2 separate regions of the Homo sapiens genome follow, and region 2 is linked to region 1. Evidence: chromatin contacts called from ENCODE Hi-C data. All regions are on one chromosome and are shown on one strand. The core of a region is the stretch at or near the end of the contact, and the rest is flanking DNA. Distances in the headings are between cores, read along the strand shown.

Region 1 (4,346 bases), core at 1,316-3,815:
AAAAAAAAATGTTTCTGGGTTGCTGGCATATTTTCATCTTATGTTAAAAATGTAGCTATCCTTTGCTTATTATTCATGCATTGTAATGTGAAATTTATTCATTCACTTTACGGATATTTAGAAAGGCACAGTGGTTAATTGCATAGGCTCTTTCTGCAAGTTAGAGACTGTAATCTTAGGGCAGTTACTTAATCTTTCTAATCATGTTTAAAAAATATAAAATGAAAGATAATAGTATGTACCTTGGGGATTGTTTCAAGTATTAAATGAGATTTTGCATGTAGAATACTTAAGAATTCAGTGAATGCAAGAGTAGTAATAATAGTAACGGCAGATAATAATGTTACTATGTGCCAGGCTCTGTGTCAGGATTCTTGCCATATAGGACCTGCCTTTATAGTTTACATATCACTTTCAGCATACATATGGCCTTACTTTTTTTTTTTTGAGACGGAGTTTCACTCTTGTCGCCCAGGCTGGAGTGCAATGATGCGATCTCAGCTCACTGCAACCTCCGCCTCCTGGGTTCAAGTGATCCTCCTGCCTGAGCCTCCTGAGTAGCTGGGATTACAGGTGTGTGTCATCACGCCTGGCTAATTTTTGTATTTTTATTAGAGACGGAGTTTCGCCGTGTTGGCCAGGTTGATCTCGAACTCCTGACCTCAGGTGATCCATCTGCCTCAACCTCCCAAAGTGCTGGGATTACAGGCATCAGTCAGCGTGCCCGGCTGGCCTTAACTTTTTTATTCCAATTTTGGTGGAACTTTGCTCTCTATTTGGTCCGACCCAGGTACCTCACTGCCAGAGGTAGTAAGAACGGGTAGGACTTTGCAGACTGGGCATTATCCTGGCACCCACGTGGCAATGGTTTCCTGTCTCCTGTAGTGCTGTTCTCCTGTTGGAGCTTTCCCCACTTCTGAAGGACTGCCTGCAGTTCATGCATCGGGGCCTGTAATTACAGAGCAGAATATCCAGGGCTGTGAAGACCGGGCAGTCTCGAAATTAGTTTATGCATAATGGATAATAGGAGGCTGTTTTTAAGTGTAACTCATTTGGTGGGTTGGCAGATCATGACTTCCTTTTTGATATGTATTATTTATTTATTTTATAGCAAGATGAGGACAGAAGGCTGGGGAAGTCATTTGGCGCAGCTCTTCTAGACTATAGCTCAGACTTAGCAATTTACATTCAGTAATCTCTTGGTCATTTAGCCACAGATAATTTGTCATGGTTTGTTTTAGCTGTTGTGATATTGATATTTATTATGCAAATTGTATTTCCTACATCTTATTGTTCTGCATTCTATGAATACTTAAATTATTATAAACCTTTACACTTAATATGGCTCGTCCTTCAATTTGATGCTTGAGCAACAGAGGGTCAGAGCGCACACGATCTTCTAGAGGGGAAGAAAATAAGTAATTAAAAAGCAGACAAACAAGAGAGCCGGCTGCCTGGCTGAAAAGAAAGCAAAGAGAATTTCGGGGAGGGAGAGTGAGTCCGGAGATGCAAGTCGCTTTAGCAGGAGAGGCTCTCCCAGAGACAGGGGAAGCTCGGAGCACCTGTTGGTCCCCAGCTTCCTTAGGAAGGGCTGGGGGCGCAGAGGAGGAGTGAGAGGGTTTGAGCCCCGAAGGAGGAACACGGCAGACCCTGCCTTCACCACACTCCCTCTCCCCAACTCCCACCACCCCCGCTCTTCACCTGAAGCCTTGACTAATTTTTTCCGTTGTTGTGTAATCTTAAATATCTAATATTACAAATATTTCACACATATATTCAACACACACCTATATATTAAAACCAGGGAGGAGACCCTCGACAAGCGGAGGAGCCTGAGCATACCCTCCTCGATCTACCTTTCCCGAGATTCTGCCGCAAAAAGACCGACTGGAAAATCTCAGAACCCGACTCTACGGCTGCCTTCTCCAACTATCCCCGAGTCTACCGCTAGGCTGTTGAGCGGGCTCTCCCGCTCCGCCGGACGTGCAAAGCACGCATGCACTTCTCCCAGATTGTTTTGTCAATCCGGGGACCTGCCTTCTTACTCTCCACTCCCGCACAGCCCCCGTTCCCAAAGATCTATTCCTTCGGTGCAAGGTGAGTGACGGAAATTTGCAACGTCTGGTTCGCTAGGCCAGATGCACTCGGTGTGCGGGACAGAGGACCCTCTTAAGGGAGATTCTCCAGTCGTCGGTCTGATACAGCGATTGCTATAAACATTCCTAATAAAGGTGTACAAGAAGCTAGACCCGCCCCCTGGAGCCCGAGTCCTTGCACGCCAGGCGCCCGGGAGAACACTTTTTCCTTGATCCGGGGAAAGCAAAACCCGAATTTTAACATAAACATATTTGCATACGCCCCTCCCCTTGGCCCCGCCCCTAGGTGGCGCGGGCGCGCCGCCGAACGCCAGCGCCAGGGGGCGGGGTGGGGGAGGGAGCGAGGCCCTCCGAGAGCCGGGTTGGGCTCGCGGCGCTGTGATTGGTCTGCCCGGACTCCGCCTCCAGCGCATGTCATTAGCATCTCATTAGCTGTCCGCTCGGGCTCCGGAGGCAGCCAACGCCGCCAGTCTGAGGCAGGTGCCCGACATGGCGAGTGTAGTGCTGCCGAGCGGATCCCAGTGTGCGGCGGCAGCGGCGGCGGCGGCGCCTCCCGGGCTCCGGCTCCGGCTTCTGCTGTTGCTCTTCTCCGCCGCGGCACTGATCCCCACAGGTAGGTGTGGGCACCGACCGGTTGGCCCCTAAATCTCCGAAGGCACCCCAGTAGCCTTGGCCACAGAGGGGGGAAACGTTTCCATGACAACCTCCCCCCACTTCCTACATCCGAAGCGGAGGGAGTGTGGAGAGGAAACTCAGGGCTGAGAGGGAAGGGGCTGAGGGCATCTGTGAGCCCCTTCTCCCCTGCCCGGCTAAGTGTGAATGAGAGTCCCCAGGGATGGCTGCACCCACACCTTCTCTCCCCGGCTTGGCGCGGGGTGCAGAGTGGAGTGAGAATGGGGGGCCCGGGGGCTGTAAAGCATGGGGGAAGGGGATGGTTCAAAGACAACCTCAACCCTTCCGGACCCTTCTAAACTCGCCGTTCTCCCCGTAACTTGCAGGTCCTCCCACCTCCCAGGGCTGTCCATTCGCCCCCACCTCTCCAGAGGGCCCCCCCAGTTCTCCATCCCCGAAGCCTCCTGGTGGCTGACTCCCAGCCGCCCGCGGCGTGATTTCTCCCCGGTCCCCAGGACATCCCCAGACTTGTCTGATCTCCCCTGCCCCTTCCCCCAACGCGCTCTGCCTTTCTCCCCTGTCCCCAAACTGCACGCCTCTCGTGTTTCCCTCCGGCCGTTCGCAGCCCTCCGCCCCCTCGGCTCTGCTGCGGGTCTTTTTGGCCCGGCTCCAGGCGGGGAAAGTTCCCCGGCCCGGCCCCGCGGGGGGGGCGGCCGCTGTCGCCGCCTCTGCGGGAAGGCGCCGGGAGCCCGCAGCCCGCCCGCCCCACAGCGTCCTCTGCCACGAGTGGGGACACGGGATTTCCCGGCTGCCCGTTCTTTCGGCGGCCCGAGGGTGGCGGAGGGGGCGTCGCGGCCTCTGCGGCCAGGCGGGCACCCTGCGGGCCTCCGCGCGCTCCCTGCGTGAAGAGCAGTCTTGGGAATTTGCCCAGGGGCGGCTCTGCACGCCCGGTGCCTTCCCTGAAGACACCGAGCACTCGGCTGGAGCCCGATGTGTGGCTGCCCGTGTGCCGGGCGCGTTGGCGCGGTCGGGAAAGAAGAGGGCAGTGTTTGCTTTTGCTAACAAAAGGGAGCCGGAGCTCTTCCTCAGCGGAGAGGCCGGCTGTGCTGCACCCAGCCTCCCTTCCCGCCACCTCGCCGCGCTTGGCAGCCGCGCGGCGTCCTCTGGCCCCTGCTGCAGGCTCCAGGCGGGCGCCGGGACCGAGTGGCACGGGGCCGCGGGGTGCGAGCGGCGATGCAGGAGGGGATGCAGCAGGGCTCTGAGCCTGCAAAGCCCCTCCTTGCAGCTCCAGAGCTGCAGGACCCGGGAGCAACAAGTGGCGGAGGACGCCGAGAGCTCAGCCCCCACCTGCGGAGCCCCAGGCCCGGGCGGGCACAGCGTTGGGGCCACGGTGCTGCTTCAGGGGCGCCTCTCCGCTTGGGCTGTGCCTTTTGTTTACACGCTAGAGGACACACAGTTATGTAAACACCGCAGGAGACACGCTGTAGGAGACGGGGGATGTGTGGGGGTGCTAGCTTGAGATTTGGGGGACGCCGGGTTGGCTGCTTGCCCCCAAAATAGGCTTGCAAAGGAGCTCGGCTTGGGAAACCTATTGGGGGGCGTCTGGCAGCAGCGTCAATTCCAGCGCTGAGGGTTTTT
Region 2 (4,346 bases), core at 507-3,006, 1.2 Mb before region 1:
GCCCAGGTAGGAGCTGCCCTCTTGGATCTGCCCTCTTGGAGCTGCACTCTTGGCAGGGCATAGATGAGAAGAAGATGGCTGAGGTAGGAGCTGCCTTCTTGGCTCTGTTCTGCCTGAAGAGCAGCTTCTGCTGACCTCTCCAGAAGGGGTGGTGTTTTCTGATCACCTTTCGGCTTCTCAAACCGGGTGGGCTTTGCACAGACGGTGCAGCAGGAAGGAAGGAAGAGTGGATGAGAGAAGGAGCACACAAGAGAACAGTGAAATTCCTAAACAGGTGAGAAGCCTCCTGTGAATTCCAGACCCAAAAGTTCCCTGGAGGAGCACTGAGAGGCGGGGAGCCCTGCTGGGCAGGGCCCATTTCAGTGCCTTCCAGGGCCCTGGTGTTCCCGCCTGTGGGTCCCTTGGAGGCCGGAGGGCCACAGCAACTGCCTGAGTGGCTGCCCCGTTGTGTGCACCTCCTCTCTCCTCCCTCCCTCCCTGGGTCTCCAGCCAGCCCGCTGGCTTGATGAATTAGCCCCATAGATATTCCGTTGGGAAAACAAACACACATCATATATATCTTTGACAAGTTATTATTCTCCCTTATCAGGATTCGGGTGCATTCCTCGCCTGCCATTACTCACGCTGCACACCCGCCCTACCTGGGACTGGGCACTGAGCTCACCAAGGTAGCACCTGGCCAGGCTGGCTGCGTGCCCTGCCCTGCATCTGGGTTGGGCCGTGAGTGTGTGTGTGTGTGCATGTGTGTGCATGCGTGTGTGCATGTGGTTCCAGGCTGGAGCCAGAACAGGAACCACCCTGGCCCTGCTTTGGCCCACTAGACTGACCAAATACTTCTCCAGGCAGGGACTGGTGTGGCTCAAGATGAAACTGATGGTGTTCTGGGCCTTTCGCTCTCTCACTGGAGCCAGGAGTGGAAGTTTTGTTCCAGGGATTGCTCTGGTTTGGGCCTCACCCATATCCACTTACTGGGCTCCCCCTTGCTGCTGGGCCCTCCCCCAGCCTCCTGGCAGGACAGATCCCCCTGCCACCACCCACCAATGCCTGTGCTTCTTGGAGCCCACAGTGGCTCCTCCAGGGCTGCCCCCTTGGCCTATGTGGTAGGAGGGTCAGGGGCTGATGAATGAGATGTAGGTGAGTATCAGTGCTCTCAGCCAGGCTGTTGGGCTGTGATTTGTCATCTCTCACCCAGCACATTCCCACTTCCCCAGAGGCAGGCTCCATATTAACAAGTCCTCTACTTAGGAATATAAATGGGGCAGTTGGAATTGCTCCTGAGAGCCGGAAGATGCGAATGCATTCAGGCCTTGGAGATGGGAGCCAGGAGGGGAGCAGGGGGAGGGCTTCATGCCGAGGTGCCCTCAGACCAGCTGGGAGGGCAGCACCCCATCAGCCTGATTCTGAGGTGGGGACCTCAGAGGAAGGGAGGTCCCTGCTGCCTGGTCTGGGGCTGGGCCGGGGGTGGCTGCTCCTCAGGGCTGATGGGCCTGTCCCCCTGCTCTTTCAGGCGGGACCTTCCACCAGAGAGACTTCAGCTGCTGTGCCCTGAGAGGCTGCTCCCGCAGCAGGAGTTTTCGTGCCGTCACAGCGACTGCTGATGGGTCATTTCTACCAGCCCTGTTAGCTCTCCCCTGTCTCCAGCTCAGGCTGTGCATTCCTGGGAACCTTCCCTTCCCTCCCTTGGGCCACCTGCCTGGACCCTCACGGTGCCTTGGATCAAACAGCAGTGCTGGGAGAAGAGAGGCAGCCTTGCTGGGCCGGCGTTGCTCTGGCCTCCAAGGCTGAGTCCTCAGGTGGACTTGCTGCAGCCAGTTGAGCAGGTTCTGGTGTCCTGGCCTGGGCGACACTCTGAGGGGGTGGGCACCAGAGATATTTATGGTGCAATCCCTGCCTTCAGAGGCTCCGGTTCACTGGGGGGACGGCTGGGGAGGGGAGAACCGATGGTCTTGAAAGGTGTGCTGGGCGCTGAGAGGTGACCTTGGTACTCCTGGCAGGAGATCAGGGAAGGGAGAGACTGTGGACTGAGCACCATGGTGTGGAGGGAGGGCTCAGTGAAGGCTTCCTGGAGAGGCAGAGTGCTGGGGCGTGCAGGATGGAGAGGAGTGGGGGAGAGCCTTGGAGGGAGGCCACAGGCCAAGTGTGGGGAAGTGTTCTGGACATTCATTCAGAGTTCTGGTTATTGTCCCAGGGCCAGAATCCTGCTTCTTGGGGTCAGCTTCCTCCTGACTTCTAATGCTCCCTTCAGCTGGGGGGATGGATGGGAGGCAGATGAGGTGAAAAGGATGAGATGGAGTCAGGTATGGTTTGGTCTTTTGGGGCCGCAGCTTTCAGTCCCCTCAATTCCAGTACCTGGATAAAGTCTCCAAGCCTAGGGGCCTGCTGCCATCTCAGTGGGTGTGTGTGCCCATTGGGCGTAGGTTCCCACTTCACCTGGGGCTCAGGCCCCGGGCACCTGGCTGGCCTGGGTGGGTGTGGAGGTGTCTGGTGCAGTTAGCTTCATGGCCACTAGAGGGGAGTCCAGGCCCGTGTTTCTCTCCTTCCAGCGACGGTGGGCCTAGGCAGGGAAGAGATCGGGGTGCGGGGTGCTGGTGCTGGTGTCCACGTTGGCGTTCTTTGTGCTGGGAATGAGGGTGCCTGTTCTGCTTCCTATTAATGCCTGAGCTCTTCAGTTCCAAGTTAGGGATGAAAAATCTCTGGAAATCTGGGAGCCCTGGAAAAAAGGCATTATTTAAACATTTAATATCTACAATACTTTTCTTCTTCTTTTAGATACAGGGTCTTGCTCTGTCATTCAGGCTGGAGTGCAGCAGCGCGATTATAGCACACTACAACCTGGAACTCCTGGGTTCAAGCCATCCTCCTGCCTCAGCCTCCCAAGTAGCTGGGACTACAGGCACGTGCAACCACACCCAGCTAATTTTGTTTACGTTTTTGCTGTTTTTTTTTTCCCTTGTAGAGATGGGGTTTTGCTATGTTACCCAGGCTGGTCTTGAACTCCTGGGCTCAAGCAATCCTCCCACCTTAGCCTCCCCATAGCACTGGGATTACAGGTGTGAGCCACTGTGCCTGGTGACAATTCTTATTTTAGTCCCTTTTACAAAAATAGGTTATGAATGTAGAGGACCCTGTGGTGGGTGGTCAAAGGCACAGCCTTTGGTGTAACGTAGACTGCCTGGGTGGGATTCCAGCTTCACTGCCTAGTGGCTGGGTAACCTTGGGCAGGTCAAATAACATCTCTAAGGCTTGGTTGCTCCCACTGTAAAATGTGGGTTATGATGCCTAGGCATAACCACATAGGCATAGGCATAAAACACAAGGGTCATTTAGCACATGCCTGCCATATAGTAAGGATTCCAGTGTAGCTTTTTAGTTTTCCTGATAAGCAATCACATTTGATTAAGATGTGATATGGTTTGGCTGAGTCCCCACCTAAATCTCATCTTGAATTGTAGTTCCCATAATCCCCACGTGTCGTGGGAGGGACCAGGTGGAGATAATTGAATCATGGGGCCTGTTTCCCTCCTCCTGTTCTCGTGGTAGTGAATTAGTTCTCACGAGATCGGATGGTTTTATAAGGGGCTTTCCCCGCTTCTCTGGGCCCTCATTCTTCTCCTTCCTGCCACCGTGTGAGGGGAGATGTGTTTGCTTTCCCTTCTGCCATGACTGTAAGTTTCCTCCCAGCCCTGTGGAACTGTGAGTCGATTCAACCTCTTTTCTTTATAAATTACGCAGTCTTGGGCAGTTCCTTTTTTCTTTTTTTGAGATGGGGCCTGGTTCTGTTGTCCAGGCTGGAGTGCAGTGGTAAAATCTCAGCTCACTGCAACCTCTGCTTCCCGTGTTCAAGCGATTCTTATGCCTCAGCCTCCCAAGTAGCTGGGATTACAGGCATGCACCATCACGCCTAATTTTTAGTAGAGATGGGGTTTCACATGTGGCCAGGCCGGTCTGGAACTCCTGACCTCAAGTGATCCGCCAGCCTCAGCCTCCCAAAGTGCTGGGATTACAGGCGTGAGCCACCATGCTTGGGCAGTTCTTTATAGCAGCATGAGAACAAGCTAATACAAGATGAAAGAGTAAAGGCCCAAATTTAAAGAAAAACACTATTTTCTCTTCCATTAGCATTTTAAAGATACTTCCCCCACCCACCAGCCCCGGCCATGAAGAAATTAGAAAAACTTGCTTCAACCCTGATATTTTCTAGGCCTTAATACAAAAATGAATGACTGCCAATTTGCACCTTCATTTATGTCTCATATTTCCTGAGGTGTGATTGCCTGCTGGGCACCCCAGGCCCCTCTGCAACTGAGTGGGGACACTCAGGCTGCTAGGATGCTGGCACCAGGGAG

What was found. A loop is a pair of places that touch in the nucleus more often than their neighbours do. Pooled maps may share reads with other maps.
Region 2: a loop to region 1 is called in a map of mammary epithelial cell, with 6 times the contacts of the local background. The contact joins the enhancer-like site here to the promoter of CADM1 in region 1. A Hi-C loop is called at or near these places in 3 of 168 maps with a recorded cell type or tissue (HCT116, chondrocyte and mammary epithelial cell) and 2 of 50 pooled maps.

The regions. Positions count from the first base shown.
Region 1 is chr11:115,502,634-115,506,979 of GRCh38, reverse strand. CADM1 (cell adhesion molecule 1) reads left to right here and starts at 2,565. Exons shown (of 12, transcript NM_001301043.2): 1 at 2,565-2,709. The coding sequence starts at 2,586. RefSeq lists a silencer at 2,380-2,539.
Region 2 is chr11:116,690,039-116,694,384 of GRCh38, reverse strand. No RefSeq gene overlaps it. Among named protein-coding and RNA genes, the nearest start is that of LINC02702, 53 kb to the right of the region's middle. Within about 2 kb of position 1,756, at least 2 of the 41 ENCODE cell types and tissues checked have a DNase peak (open chromatin) inside an H3K27ac peak, as active enhancers do.